Linked DNA regions of Mus musculus: region 1 is linked to region 2. The links are chromatin loops, found by intact Hi-C in ENCODE. Cell type or tissue: left cerebral cortex. All regions are shown on one strand.

Region 1 (8,000 bases), 320 kb after region 2:
CGCCAGCTCCTCCCTCTGCCCCGCCCACGGGAGTCATGGGGCGTGGCCCAGAAGTGGGTGTGGTCTCGCAGGATAGGCTCCGAGGAATCTTCCCTGCAGAGCCTCTTGACATACCTACCCTCTTGGTCTAACTTCATTCCAGTTAATTGTCTTCCCCTTGCTCCCAGAGTCCCTCTTTTTAAATTTAATTCTAATTATTTTAAAGACAGGGTCTGTGTAATGCTGTCTGGCCTGGAACTCACGAGGATCCTCCTGCCTCTGCTCCCTGAGTGCTGGGATTAAGAGTGTGAAACACCACGAGCTTGCTTACTTGTATATTTAGAGACAGGGAGTTGGGGGTGGGGTGAGTATCATTGTTTCACCCTCCCTGGCAGACAGCTTGTCTCGCGTCCTGCCAGCTGGGATCTCCGCTTTTGGAATTGATGCCTTCACTGCCCTGTGGAAGCCTGTCTCTTGGGTCAGAGGAGGTCTCTGGGCAACCTGCTCTGTGTGGGAAGGCAGGATGCTGTGTTAGAGGTAGGCAGGTAGGCTCCTAAGGCAGGATGGAGTACTGTTTTAAAAGCAATAGCCTACAGGTTTTCCTTGACTTGTTGTGTTGTGAAAGGCAATGCATAGTATAGTGTTGGTTGTCTAATGGGTGAATCTTCCCTAAATTAGACTTTTGAAAAATGCTGTCGTTTTTATTGAATGTGGGCTTTGGTAATTCGGGCCTGCAGTTAACAGCACTCAGGAAGCAGAGGCCAGCCTTGTTTGCGTAGTGAGACTCTATCTTAAAACAACAACCAAGAAGGAAAAGTTTGTTGGGATGAAATTTGAAGACTTGATTACATACTACTTCCGGTGCTGGACACAAGCTTTAGCCGTCTTTGTCACATTTTAGCTGTCTGTAGTGTCTTATCTTGACATAAAATGTCATGGTCAATACTTGTTAACAGGATACAATTGGACCCTCCTCCCCAACCCTACCTTATCCCCTCAAATGAAAGCTCTCTGGGAATAACTTTACTTAGATCTGGAATCCAGGTAAGATTTTACTTAGATCTGGAATCCAGGTAAGATAGATATGGTGGCTCCAGAAGTGTAGTTTACTATGTAGTTATAGGTGGGGGAAAATATGGTTCAATTAACTCATCAGTGGTTATAAATATGTGCTTTGTGCTAAGCGTTATATAAACCATTGGCAATAAAATGATTACTGATGGTTCTGGCCAGGATCCTGAGCTGATCTTTCTACTTGACGCAGGCTGACTGCCGAGAAGAGACACATCTTAATCTGCTACTGTTTGCTCAAAACAGAAGAATGTATTCATTCCTTAGGGAATGATAGTGAATACTTATGGTCAATAGCACATTCCATTATAGTCAAGGGATTCCAATGCAGAAAGCATCTGAATTGGCTCCATTTCTAAAAGAAGTATTTATTCTCTTAGCCTTAGTACTAATGTATGCCCTGATCGACAGAAGGCAACATATAAATTCTATTGTCATTTGGTAGGGTGGAATTGTCATATTTCAGTGTGTCCACAAGACTCCTTTTGTTTGTTTGTTTCTTGTTGTTTTCCTGCATATGTCTTACTGTGCTCCTTTGCTTTGATAGAATATTCTTATTTAGGTCATAACTTTGGAGTAACGATGTAAATATGTGTAAGAAATATCAACTATGACTTTTTCTATCGAATACTGTAAAACTTGTGTTTAAAACCAGGAATTCAAATCTGTTTATCTCCCTTTCCTTACAAGACTTATGAAAATGCTTTAGTTCCCTACCCAGTAAAACCTTTGTTTACACAAAGGCTCCATGCTCTAGACTAGGAATTCAATGGCCTGGAACAGTGACCCTTTTCTCCTTGGAGCAGTGACCCCTTCCTGCTTCTTCCATTTCCTGTGCACCAGTTCTTTGCAGACTAGCCAACTGAATAAGACTGTGAGGTCGGACCCCAGCCAATGGGGAAAAGACACAGCTGAGGTAAAATAAAAACCAAATGTACTTCCTGTGTTGGGATGTTTGCTCTTCAGAGGATACCCTTTGATCAAGAGTCAAGTTTGCCTTGTCCAGATACTTCGGTTGGACTGGTCATGTCTTTCTCTGTGTTCCTGAACTTATTTCTAACAATATGTGCTCTTGCTTTCTCACCTAACAGAAGAAAAGCATTTGCTAGCTACATCAATGGACACACGCTATACTCCTGAGGTCTCCCAAGTGTCAGTAGTTGGGGTTTCTCAGCAGAAGAGCATCTTGGCAGATTGGGGCCAAGGAATGCCATAAAGTCACACATGCAACAGACCTCACTCAAGAGATTTAGTGGGGCTTGGGGGAGGGTATACAAAGACAGCCTTTGAGCAAGGATGGAGGAGAAAGAGAACAAGTTGTGAAGACACAGGCTTTATAAAGGGATACAGTAAATGTGCACAGGGAGAATACGCCACCTACGATGATTGGAAATGGGCTGCATTTGGTGACTGGTGAGATGACGTGGCTGCTGTCTCTTGAGTTACTGAAGGCAGGCTGGGTAGGGAAGACCTGGTTCTGGAATGAGGATGGTTCTTAGTTTTCTTATATTCCTCTCTCTTATTTATTATAAAAGGTGAGGAATAGGAAGGGGTGACAGGTGAGGTAGAAATGGGGGCGCCGTGTTCCTTAGATTGCTTCCTGCTGTCTGGGGATGGCGACATCTTTGGAGCACTGTTGATCCTCACCAGCAGGACATATTCAGCAGTCATAAGTCTCTGGCCCCGTGGCTAGGGGTTGGTGGTCCTGTAAGAACTGATTAAATGTTTGATTGGAGAGTTTTTTAATTTGTCGTCGGAGAAAGGTAGAGAAGAGACTGATAAAGTTAGTAAAAACAGGAAATGGAGAAGGGAGAGGGTCATGAAGGGAAGTATTCACTTCCATACGGGGCCCTCAGAGGCCCAGGGACTGGAGGCATTGAGTTTTTCCTTACCTTTTTGGAGGTCTGTTTGGAGCTGGTGGATTTTTGTTTTGTATTGTACTGGATTGGCTGACATAGAAGCATCGTCCCTCTTGGAGAAGAGGCAAAGGCCACCTTTTCAGTTGTCAAAAGATCTAGTTCTTGTCCATGTTGGAGGACCACTGCTGCCAAGAGTCAATTTGTCCTTGAAGGGTGAGTAGGGTTTCAGATCCTCCATATGTTGGAGGATCTGAATGCACTGGGAACATGACTGAAGAACCTTGCCAGGGAGGTGGTCAGTCCTGCTGGTCCACATAATTCCTGTGATGGCCAGAAGGGGCAGGATTTGAACTGGCCTTTTATTATGTAGGGCAGCTATTGAGTCCACAACCAGAATCAGTACAGGCTTTTCTTCTTGTGTCATCCGCAACTTGGGGAAGAGAAATACTAGCATGCAAACTCCTAACCAACTGGCAGGTAGGTGACGGGAGACTTGAGTACTATGAAGAATCAAAGCACTGGGATACTGGGACTGAGATGGGGTGGCAAGGGTTAGAGTTTTATTGCAGTCTAAGAAATTTAATGCCCCTACAAAATGTGTCCTGGATGCCTCATAGTTGTTTGCCATGCCAAAGAGAGTGATATGAAAAAGGTAAGGAGTTGTGACGACACTGGACTCAGGGCAGTTGGTGAATGGTGACGTAAGATTGTTTGATGACGTTACGGGAGAGGCTGTAAGTAAGCAGTTGTGAGCTAGTCCTAGGAGGAACTCATAGCCAGCAATCCCCAAAGTGGCCAGGTTGGGTGACAATGAGGAGTTGGTAGGTCTGTGGAGGTCAGAATCTGAGGAGGAGTCAAAATGACAGGTTTGTATTATTTAGGAGAAGGGATGTTAAAGAGGTTACAACCGTGGAGGGATGTTGACTCACCTCCATTATTTCTCCTAGCTCCAAGGGCTGAGTGACTGGTATTTTCTCTGAATTTTAACTGTGCTCCCTGGGTGCTGGGGGTGGGGTGGGGTGGGGGTGGGGGCTGAAGAAACAGTAGAACTTACTGGTAACAAACCTGTTTCTCACACAGATCCCTAAGATAGAGATGAACAGCCCCATTTTGTAGACAGAGGTAGGAATTGGGGCTAGGTGCACATGTAGCACATAGTATTGGCAAGACTAGTAAGGGCAGCCTCCATGTACATCTGGCTACTCTTTACAATAACATTCCGTCTGGTCATGAAATGAAGGAGGAGGAGTGAACATAGGGTTGATGGGAATTTTACCTGGCTTCTGACAGCCGGCTGTGGAATAGTTCCCAAGCCTATTTGGAAGGACTGATTTGTAGAAGTGAGGGTCTCTTATCTGTATATGTAAGAGTTACCCTGACAGAAGTGGACAGGAGGGAGAGGAAGAAAACTCTATATCCAGTTTAGTAGAGTAGAGCTTGGCTGCCAGGGTGAAGCCTCATTCTCCTGGAAGCAGGAATAAGGTGGCTGATCTCGGGGTCTCCTGACACTTAAGGGAGCAGGGTCCTGTTGGGGTTGAAATTATCTTGAGGCAGAGGAGTAAAGGGCTGGAGGTGGGATAGGGGACTCAAAGAGGGAGACCCTCAAGCTTAGCAGCTGTGGGGGTTACAAGAATTACCTTAAAGGGCTCTGCAATTTAGGGGGAGAGGGGGAGAGACCTTGGTTTGGAGGGGAGATAAGGACCTGATCTGCAATGGTGACTGGGGACAAACAGGAGTTGGCATATGGTCAGGGTAGGTAGTGGTCAGTAACGTTCCATAGGAGAGAGAGGAGATGACAGAGTAAGGAGGTGAGTTGGTGATCAGGGAAAAGTGAGTTGTTTGGGTGAACGACAGGGGGTCAGAACTGGTTGTTCATACATGAGCTCATAAGGAGAGATGGAAAGAGGTCACTTGGGGGGAGCCTGTAGCCTGAGAAGGGCTTTACCCAATTAAGGTAAAGTTCTTGTGAGAGTTTGACAAGGGTGGCTTTGTTTTGTTTTGTTTTGTTTTTTTGAGACAGGGTTTCTCTGTATAGCCCTGGCTGTCCTGGAACTCACTTTGTAGACCAAGCTGGCCTTGAACTCAGAAATCCTCCTGCCTCTGCCTCCCGAGTGCTGGGATTAAAGGCTGTGTGCATCACCACACCCAGCTGACAAGGGTGGTTTTAAAGGAGCTAGTTCATTCTCTCTTTCCTGAGGACTGGGGGTGGTATGGAATATGGAAGTGCCAATGGATGTTTGAGGGCTTTGCATAGGGTTTGGGAGACCTGGGAGGTGAATTCAGGACCATTGTCTAACTAGAGGCAGATGGGGATTCCAAAGCTGGGAATGGTCTCCTGGGGTAGGAGGAGGTCAGAGACTGACTGAGCCCTTTTGTTGGTGGTGGGGAATGCCTCCACCTACCCTGAGAAGGTGTTCACCAAGACCAGGAAGTTTGTAACACATTTGAGTGTGGCATATTTGGAGTTTAGTCAAGTTGCCATCAGTTCCAGGGAGAGAGTCTCTGGCCTGATGAATAGGAAAAGTGTGTGTGTGTGTGTGTGTGTGTGTGTGTGTGTGTGTGTGTGTGTGAGAGAGAGAGAGAGATAGCTGGAGTTGGGGTCTGACATCTAACAGATTTTACAAGAAGTAGTATTAGCTCTTAAGAAATGTAAATCTGGGGCTGGCTAGAGGGTAAGAGCACTGACTGCTCTTACCAAGATCCTGAGTTCAAATCCCAGCAACCACATGGTGGCTCACAACCACCGTAATGAGAACGCCCTCTTCTGGTGCAGCTGAAGTCAGCTACCATGTACTTATGTGTAATAATAAATACATCTTTGGGCTGGAGCAAGCAGTGACTGAGTGAGCAGAGTTGACTCGAGTGAGTGGGACAGACAGAAGCAAGCAGAGGTCCTAAAAATCCAATTCCCAACAACCATATCTATACAGCTACAGTGAACTCACATACATAAAATAGATAAATAAATCTTTAAAAAAATAGAAATCAATCTGGCCAGATTCCCCTGGAGCCCCCAGGGACTGGACCACCAACCAAAGAGTACACATGGAGGGACCCAGGGCTCTGACCACATATGTGGCAGAGGATGGCCTTGTTGGATATCAAGGGAGGAGTGGCCCTTGGGCCTGAGGGGGTTCAATGCCCCAGTGTAGGGGGATGCCAGGACAAGAGGGCGAGAGAAGGTGGGTGGGTGGAGGAGCACCCTCATAGAGGCAGGGGGAAGGGGATCTGGTATAGGGGGTTTCTGGAGAGGAGACCTGGAGAGGGGATAACATTTGAAATGTAAATAAGGAAAATATTCAATAACTGAAAAATATTAGAATAAATAATTTAAAAAATTAACTCAAAAAGAAGAAAAAAGAAAAAAAATGTAAGTCCCAAGGCGTCCACTGCGGATGGGTCTTAACAAACTGAGACAAGGTGTGGCTCTTTGGATGAAAGAGCTGCTGATAGAATTTGTTGAGTGTCAGGGGTGAGAGTGGGGATATGGGTTGTCATTTAAGGATATCTTGTGGTGGGTGGGATAGGCCTGGGCCTCCAAGGGCTGCAGCTGTAGCCACTGCATTGGCTATTATTTTCCTGTAGAGATGACAAAATTGTCAGTCTGGTGGAATTAGTGCTGGACAATTCCTATAGCCTTGGGGGGATGGGAGGCTTTTACGATGGCCATTATTTGGTCTGGCTTGGTTATTGATCCTCCTTTTGTTGTAAGTAGTATGCTATCTTTCCAGATGGCAACATGAGACAGGAGGATTTGAAAGGAATATTTGGAGTCAGTGGAGATGTTAAGGGACTGTCCTTGTGCCACTTGGAAGGCATGGGTGAGAGCTATTAGTTCAGCCTGTTGATTAGTGGTGTGGGCAGGCAGGGGCGTGCTTCAACCACCTCAGTATCTGACTCCATGGCATGGCCTGCTTTTTGGACCCCTTGTGTAAAAAGGAGTTGACATCTGTGTACCAGCTATAGATGGCCTGAGGCAGTGTGCCCTCAGTGTGAGGGTTGTCGCTGTTGTTCCTTTAAGGTTTCAGTGAAAGAAAGAGATTGGGAGTGATCTGTGTTAGGGTAAGAAGATTTGAGATGTTGAGGGGTGGGCATGATTGGAAAGTAAGTGTCACTTTTTAACTAGTGTCACAGAGAGAGGGGGATGGGCGAGGGGGAGAAGGAAAGAGAGGGCATGAGCGAGCCCAGGAGGGAGATAGAATTTATAAGCCTTTATATGTTAAGATGTGGGACAGGTTGTGGGAGAAGAAGATAGTGGTGGGTAACCCAAAAATTAGAGGTTTTTCTTATTCATGTATGAGGAGCTCAGCTGCAGGTGCCCATCCTTGGTGGTCAGGTCTAATTTCTTTGACAAGTATGCTGCAGGTACAAAGAAGATCCTAGTTGGTGGCCTGGACCCCCAAGAGCACGTCCTTTTCTCTCTATTAACATCATGGGAGAAAAGACAGGTTAAGTCTGGGAGATGTAGGGCTGGAACCTGAAGGAAGAGCTGTTAGAGCTTCGGAAAGGGCTTGATAATGGGTATTAGAAGGGGTTTATGTGAGGGGCCAAGGGATCCCCCATATAGGGAGAGGACAGGGAGGGCAAAGGAGGAAATCTAGGAACATAAGAAACCAGCTCTTCCTAGGAATGATAAAATCTCCTCTTGCTGGAGAGGGAGAGGAAGAGACTGAAGGATATGGGAGGAGAAGAACGACTGTAGGTTGAGGCCTGTAAGGGGAGTGCTCATTAGCAGGATCAAGAGTAGTGGAAGACTCCTCTTGTTCAGACTTCATAGCAAGAAGGAGCTGAGTCAGGGAACAGGAAGAACAGAGGGAAGGCTTAGAGCGAAGATAAGAGAATGCTTGAACATAGGGAATCTCCATTTCTCTAATCACTAGCAATAGTTGTAGAGGTCTCTAATAATGTGGGGATCTAGGGTGCTGCTGGCTGGCCATTTTGATTGATTATCTGAGGGGTACTGAGATCAGATTCAAGTGCAAAGGCAGTTAGGTTTAGAGGCCTGTAAGGCGTTAGATGGAGAGGTAAGAGGTTCTCCAAAAGGCATTTCAAAAGGCCAAAACCAAACTGGAAAATAAAGCTTCACCCCAG
Region 2 (8,000 bases):
ACCAACCAGGCAGCATGCACCAGCTGATATGAGGATTCCCAACACATCCACAGCAGAGGACTGCAGGGTCTGGACTAAGTGAGAGAAGATGCATCTAACCCTCAAGAGACTGGAGGCCCCAGGGAGTAGGGAGGTCTGGTGGGGTGGGGGCATCCTCTTGGAGATTGGGGGTGGAGGGAACTATAGGATGAGGAACAGTCAGGGGGCGGAACAGGATGGGGATAAAGACTGGACTGTAAAAAAACCTAACAGGTCATTCTGCAGAGGGCCAAGAATAATGGGCCAGTGGTTCACTTGCTGCTTTTGCGGAGGACTCAGGTTAGATTTGTAGCACCTAGAAGGTGGCTCACAACCATTTGGAACTTCTGTTTCAGGAGATCCAATGACTTCTTATAGGCATGTACATGGTGCACATACATGCACGCACTCAGACACATAAAATAAATAAACCTTTAAGAAAAAAACAAAACAGAACAAAAAGTAACACCTTTTTGCTAGGCATGGTGGTGACAGCCTTTAATCCCAGCATCCCGGTGGCAGGGGAAGGCTGAACTTTTTGAGATTCCTAAACATTTGAGAAGCAATGGTTTAGAGTTGAAAGTGAGGCTGGAACACAGTGACAAAGCACATTATCCAGCAAATGCAAGGCTCTCGGTTTGTCTCCAGCACTCAAAAAAATAAAAGACATACTAAACACCCTTAGCCCTTTTGGGGCTCAGATTAAATATTCAGTAATATGATTGTCATTATTACTACATATTGACTTCTACTCTGGAAGGACTTATGAAAAAAATCCCAACTAAGCATTTATGGACAATGCTAAGTTATCACTTGAAACTCTAACTCCTAGATGGGGATGATGCCTTCTGTTTAATATTCATATAGCACACACACACACTTGCACACACACACGTGAAAGTATTATATTGAAAAGCAAAAACATTTATTTTCTTTAAAAAAGTAAGAGTGTTTTGTCTGCTTGGAAGTTGCAGATATATTTCTGTCTCTGGGATTGCACTAGTTAGGACTCTCATCCACATAGTATATAAAACACCTCTTAACAGTTCTGGACACAGACTTAATACTTCAATAAAAATAATGAAAATAGAAAGGAATGGTTTTTAAATCTAAAAGTAGAAAGCAAAGAGGAAACCAAATCAACACACAAAACATAACTATGAAGATGCTAAATTTGGAGATATTAAAAAGACCAAGTAACATAAATTTTGCTTAATCTTTCTAACTCGTTTTAAACAAAACTTACCTTTCTGTGCACTCTTCAATCCTTTAAGCCTAGTATATTTACCACTAGTGTAAGTGCTCAATAAATATTTATGAGAAAAGTAGTAAGACAAAGTCTCCATAAAAATGATGGAGGAGACTTTTTTTTTTTTAAGATCCTGTTCAAAGGCAACTTCTGACTTCTGGGGACTATTTGTATAAATGGGAGGAATTAGTTCAGAATTTCCAATACCTTCCAGGACATGAACCTATGCTGCTTCACAGACAGTAGCTAAAGGCAAATTAAAGCATCCTCTACAAACTCAAGAGTGAACAGATCTGATAAACACTGGCTCTGCAAGACTAAGTAGCAAAGTAGAAAATTACATTACAGGCTCGAGAATTACACCCATGCCATTTCATATTTCTGGATGGGTTTTTTTAGGGGGAGGGGGCAGTGCGGGGGGGGGGGTTATTTTAGACAAGGTGAATTCTGTAGTCCCAGCTGTTTTAAAACTCACTCTGTAGCCCAGGCTATGAACTCGCGGCGACCTTTCAGCTTCCAGCTGTTACAGGCATCAGCCACCACGCCCGACTGTTACCCACTATTTTCTTATAGCGCAATTAAAGTGCAGTCAATTTCCCATCTCTTGCCCTATACAGTCCGCCAAAATGCAGCACTAGCTTCATAATCTTCAACTCCCGCCAAACTTTTTGCAAGCGTCTTCAACTAAGCGGAAGTGACGTTAAACGGATGACCTAGACTTGGAAGAGTTCAAATACCAGCACTCTAAAACATTGTAATGTGTTGAGAAAATTCCCAACCCTGTTATATTCTCCTTCCTTTAGCGATGCGAAAAGACCTGACTAGAACCTTGCGACTTCATTCTCAACTCCAAATTATTCAAAAATTTCCTCTTACTCATCTAGACAAGGAGGTTACACCGTAACCTCTCAAGAACTACAATTCCCATGAAACACTACCGGAAGCAAAATGAGGAAAACAGGGTCTCAAAGCATCTTGGGAACTGTAGTCGCAGGAGCCAAAGTGCTCAGAAGCCCTGCCTCCACCACTAAGACTGGAGGAACCAGGTGTTCAGCCTGGAACCCGTTACCGCTAAGGGGCGGAGCCACATCCTTAAAGCCTTCCTCTCATCTTCCCACATGAACGACAAAATTGTCCTTTCATCCTTAAAAAGCTCTATAATCATTCCCTGAAGAAAGAGAGTTGTCTACCACATCTCCAGTGATTAAAATCGCCCGGAACTCGCCCACCTCAGGATTCTACTCGTGGGAAAGGTGGCTCTTTCACAAGTGGGCAAAATGGCTGTCCTCCTAGCTTTATCATTGGTTGACTCTTACGTCGTTCAGGGACGACAACTTGCCCGGGATTGGTTCTTTTTCTTTTGTGGGTGGAGATAGACTTAGTCCCGTTCTCCCGCTGTCCCGCAGTGATAATGGGGGTGGAGCGAAAGTGGTTTTCAAACGCTGATTGGATAATTTGTATGTCACTTAATGTTGACCTAGCGTATGAGGTAGGCTGCTTTCCGTCAACGCGACGGAGAGGCGGGGCCAGTGCGTGGTGGGAAGGGGCGGGATTCTGCCGCCGCGGCTGCCGCTGGAGCCGGTGTCCGGGCTGGTGATGGGGTTAATTCCCTTCCGTGAGACTCTACCTTGCAACCAGCCGGCCCCGCCGTCGCCCCGCTGTGCCGCGCTCCCGCCACCTCCTCCTGCTCCTTCTCAGTAACGCGGGTAAGAGATGCTGTCCCCTCCCCCGCGGCGCCCCGGGAATAACGCGCTCGCTCCCCTCCCCCGCCCGCCAACCGGTAGCGCTAACGGAGCGGGAGAGTGAGGCAGCCGGGGAGCTAAGCGCTGAGGAGACGGCGTCCCTCCCCTCTCCTCCGGCCCGCCAGGGGCCGTCGGGTTCTGAGGCGAGCCCTCTAGTCGCCTCCACCGCGCGGTGCCCGCCGCTTCGCTGGGGGCCATGTGCAGCGCCAACCCCTTGAGGCCTAGCGGGGGAGCTGGGGACAGGTTCCCGAGCGTCCCTGCTGCAGCTGCTGCTCTTGCGAGCCCTGGAGATCCGGGGAGGACGGAGGGGAAAAGCAACATAGTCAGGCCAGGCTGGAGCAGGGACCGTTCGCGGAACTGTTCTCCGGGGCCTGGACCAGATGCCCGGGGCTGATACCCCCGCTCCGGGGAATTGTCACACACACCAAAAGGGAAACAGCACGTCGTGCCCGTACTGCCCGTACTGCTAGAAAAAACACAGTGGGGAAATTAGCAAGAAAGTTGAATGACTGTCAGAGCCTTGGTCGTTGATGGACGAACCTACGGGGGACGTTATGATGTAAATCCCCCTCCCCCCTTTCCATCCCTGTATATTAGAAGTTTTTTTTTTTTTCTTCTTGTGGTTATGTACCAGAGATTGTCACTGTTGTCTGAAGTTGCTTTTAAGGAGAAACAAAATTGGGTTTGGCTGTTGTGACTTCTGTGAATTGGGTCCTGAGAGAGCAAGTCCCCTAAACTAGTTAGAGGTGAAGAGGTATCTTCCAAAGCAGTGCTGCTTACTAAATAATAAGGTGCATTTCTGAAGAGGTAAAAATAGAATTTCTAGCATGAATGAATACACACAAACACACATATCCCACTCCTAAGGTTATAGTTTGGCTGGGTCACGTTAAAGAATCTCATACCATACTCCCCTTTATTTTAGATTTTTTCCCTGGACAGGGTCTCTCTGTGTAGCCCTGGCTGTCCTGGTACTCACAATGTAGACCAGGCTGGCCTTGAGCTCACAGAATCCACCTGTCTCTGCCTCCCAAGAGCTGGGATCAAAGGTGTGGCCCCCCATCGCCCAGCTAAAGAAACCTCTTAAATTTAAATGTCATTGATTCCAAGAGCATCGAGTCATAAAAAGATGAAATCAACCTCGAAGCCCCTTCCTTATAATACTTGAATCAGTAGAGTTCATGTAGCTACCCATTTAACTGAAGAAATATCATTCTCTTCAGATTTTATGTCTTTATATTTTAGGGGATTGTCTTATAATTGTATCAGATTTTGATAGTGTGCCCATCTTTTCAAATTCCACTCTGCTTTTTCAGCCTAGGAGAATATGACTTTAGTGGACCCTGTAATCTATAATAGGCATGGCTACAGACCACCCCATTTCTAAGATTTATTTGTTTTAGAGAGAACACTGGTTCTGAATAAACAACCTATGCTTTGACTAATAGACTATTTCTTCTGGGTCACAGAAGTACCTTAGGAATCTGCCATGTTCTCAAAATAATGCAAGTAGATACAGAAGTAAAATAGATCCATTCACTTGGATTAAGAAGGAATCTGGTTATGTGTTACTGATTTTTTTAATGTAGTACATAGCTTTTGAAGATTAGTTCCCTCAGCTTCTCCATTGAGTCCCCATAGCATACATTCCCTAGCATAGTTCCCCAAACTTGATAATTAGTTGGCAATTTATGCAGTGATATATTTAGGTCTCATGAATTCTTTGTATGGAAGGTCTGATGAAAATACAGGGGACTACATTCTTTTACTATTTGTGGGACCATTTTATGAGGCTAATCTAACCTAACCTCGGTTAATAATGGGGAGGATAATGCTTAATCTATGGAGCTGTAAATAGACTATGTAAAGCTACTAGGATTGTGTCTCACATGTATATATTTGTTACATTAAGTTTTTATCTTTGTTTTCTCATTTTCATATTTAGAGAATGAATTTGCTGTTCATATGCAGAGTATTGTTGCAGTCTCAAAAATCTCTTCTACTGTTGAGTGTTAATGTACACAGTGGCTTAAAACAATATCTCATAGCCAATTTTTTTGTTTTTGTTTTATTACATTTACTGGGGTACGGGGCGCAGCACAGAAGTACCATGATACATTTTAGGAGGGTGGAGGACAGTGGTAAGGTTAGGAGAAATCAGTTCTTCTTCTATCCTATTGGTCTCTGGGATTGAACTCAGGTGGTCTGATTTGAAGGCCAAGTGCCTTTATGCACTAAACCATCTTGCTAGCCTTTAGCCATTTTTTTTTTAAGCAGACAGAATATATGAAATTGGTCATTGGGTATCAAAGAGAATTTTGTCATACACAGTATCTTTTTTCCTTTTGTTTAAAATTTCTGCGTTTGGAACATATTTCAAATAGATTACCCATAATAAAAATGTGCTTTGTGTTTTAGTGTTTTAGTAGTAAACTAGGGTTGTTGTCCTGCTTTACTTTGTTAATATGTTTCAAGGTCTAGTTTACAGTTGCTTTTGGACTCATTCTGTTACCAGAGAAACCAAGTGACTGATACAAAGTTAAGACTGAGAAAGTTATCTTACCAGACTGTTGCTTTGTGCTCTTGAGGTTTGTTGGTTTTATTTTTGCTATTTTTTTTTCCTCAATGCTAGGGATTGAACCTTTCACCTCATACATGCCAGCAAGTATTCCAACATTGAGTTAAATCCTTGCTCTTTAGTTCCTACTCCATTGTTTAGCAGTCCTTGGGTATTTTTTTTTCTTTGAAATACCATATTCCTCCCTGTTCCCAAGTATATTTGAAAGTATAGTTTTCACACATAAAGGTGTCCTTGGAGTTGGTGCAGCCGAGCCAGGTTTCGATTAGCATGCCAACAGTTGTGTTATGAAGTGTTGCTGGTACTATCCAAGATTGACAGCATCTACATGGTCACATGCCACTGAGTTATTGAGCTCTGTGTACTTGGGTGCTTCTCTAAAGGGACTTACCCAGTAATTAAAGAGGTTTTTGTTTGAACTGACGTTTTAAATATCCAGTTATAACCATTTGGGTTACTATTAAGCTGCAATTCTTATAAACAAGGAAGTGTAGTAAGAGTTGTGTATGCTAAAGACTAATGAAACTATAATATTCTGTTCCTACTTGAAGTAGAAAACTTCCCAATTAACCCTTCCCATGACCTGTTGTAAAAATGTCCAGCACTCACATGTCATAGAGGTGGATGTGTTTCCAAGTGGAAATGAAAATTTCGGATTGCTCTTGTTGCAAACCACAGAACCAGCCCTCCATTTCCCATTCTTGCCTATAGGAAGAATAATTTATTTATGGTTTTAGGTAACTAAATTGGCAGGTGATAGAAAAGGAAATGTATTAGTTTTTTCCCATATAATACTAAATGTTAAAAAAAAAAAAAAGATTACATTGCCTGGCACTTAATCCTTTGAGCTCACTATAAACTTTTATTAGTAATACAAACATGCATCATGCACCAAATAACATAATAAAATTTCTATCAAATTAACTTGGATCCTTATATAAGGGCCTGGCTAAATTAAGTAAAACAACTTGCTTATATCTGGTGTTAACTTACATATGAATATATATAATCTCCACAATGCAGTTTAATAAGTCAGTGATGGACAAGTGAAATAAGTTCTAAATCATGGCTCAAAGCTAGTTCTCTGCCTGAATTTCCCTGCAGTTTGTTTTATTTCCAGGTTTTGTTCTTTACTGTTGTGCTGCCCACCCATTCTTAGTGTTCACACATACATTAAGGTAAACAGTTTCCTTTAGAGTTCTATTGCTCTTTGCTTTGTCAGTTGGTAGGTTTGTACCTTTTCGGGGAGTGGAAGGAGGATGTTTCATGGCAGTTTCTCTGTGTAGCCCTTGCTGTCCTGGAACTCTCTTTGTAGACCAAACTGGGCCTCACACTTTAGAGATCCACTTGCCTCTGCCTCCTGAGTGCTAGGTTTAAAAACACGTGCACCATGCTTGGCAGTTTATACCTTTTTAAAAGTTATTTCTTATTATGTATATGGATGTTTTGCCTGCATGTATGTCTCTGCACCTCTTGTATGTCTGGTGCCCTCAGGTCAGAAAAACTGTATAGGATCTTCTGGAACTGATGTTATACACTGTTGTGAACTGCCATGTGGCTGCTGGGAATTGAAGATGGGTTCTCTAAAAGAGCACTCAGTGCTCTTAGCGCCTCAGCTGTCTTTCCAGCCCTTGTGACTCTTCTTAATTTTTACCTGTAAACTCACTTCTCAGGAAAGCATTTTTGAGCCTCTTATTCTGTAAATACTAGATCACTTAGCATTTTTGGATGGGAGCTCTTTGGGCTTCTCCATTTATGTCATCTATAACTTGGTGTAATTTTCTTTTAAAAGAAATTAAATGAAATTATTTGTTTGTGTTTCTGACTTTTAGAGGTGTAATCTGATGTCTGATGCAAGGAAAGTTCTGCCATTTGACTTATGCCAATTTTAGTTTAGTGACAGATTGAAGCTGACTTTGTAGTTGTGCTGGTAGCTTTACTAACCTCTTCTACATGAAAGGGTTCCATAACTACATGGTTGTGTCTCCTTGCAATTTGAGGTACAAGTTTAATCAGCTGCAGGTCATTATACTAAGGGATGATCTAGAATATAAAAATAAAATGAAAAGTTCTAATATGAAATTAAAATTTTCTGCATGTGTGCAAGCTTAAATAGTGTTAGACTTTTTTAAATCTTGAGAAAGGAATTTTCTTATTATGGAATTTCTGTTTAAAATTAGTAATTGGGTTGTTGATTTCTGGAAATAACTCCAATGTCCCTCACTGAGTAAGTTAAACTGTGGTGTATCCATACCATCTATGTTTGGAATACTATGCAGCAATAAAGGGGCCCAAGTTGTAGCTATAGTAATAGCTTGGGTAGACCTCAAAGAAAATATGATAACTTAAAAAACAAAAATCTTAAGCAGTTACATACCATATGGTTCTGTTTATGTAATATTCTTGAAATGAG

Evidence for each region. A loop is a pair of places that touch in the nucleus more often than their neighbours do. Peaks named below come from ENCODE experiments on the same cell type or tissue, not always from the same donor. Only the 100,000 strongest peaks of a DNase experiment are listed, where the experiment ranks them.
Region 1: a loop joins it to region 2, with 7 times the contacts of the local background. A loop is called at or near these places in 3 of 42 quality-filtered maps.

What each region holds. Positions count from the first base shown.
Region 1 is chr1:128,417,400-128,425,399 of GRCm38, forward strand. Dars (aspartyl-tRNA synthetase) reads right to left here and starts at 17. Exons shown (of 16, transcript NM_177445.5): 1 at 1-17. In left cerebral cortex, a CTCF peak has its summit at 3,240; no DNase peak of the experiment used is centred here; H3K4me3 peaks cover 395 bases; H3K27ac peaks cover 49 bases.
Region 2 is chr1:128,100,511-128,108,510 of GRCm38, forward strand. Zranb3 (zinc finger, RAN-binding domain containing 3) reads right to left here and starts at 1,961. Exons shown (of 21, transcript NM_027678.3): 1 at 1,743-1,961. R3hdm1 (R3H domain containing 1) reads left to right here and starts at 2,796. Exons shown (of 27, transcript NM_181750.2): 1 at 2,796-2,973. It also overlaps the pseudogene Gm29383. In left cerebral cortex, a CTCF peak has its summit at 3,199; DNase peaks (open chromatin) are centred at 1,996, 2,294, 2,660, 3,224 and 1 more place; H3K4me3 peaks cover 4,286 bases; H3K27ac peaks cover 2,382 bases.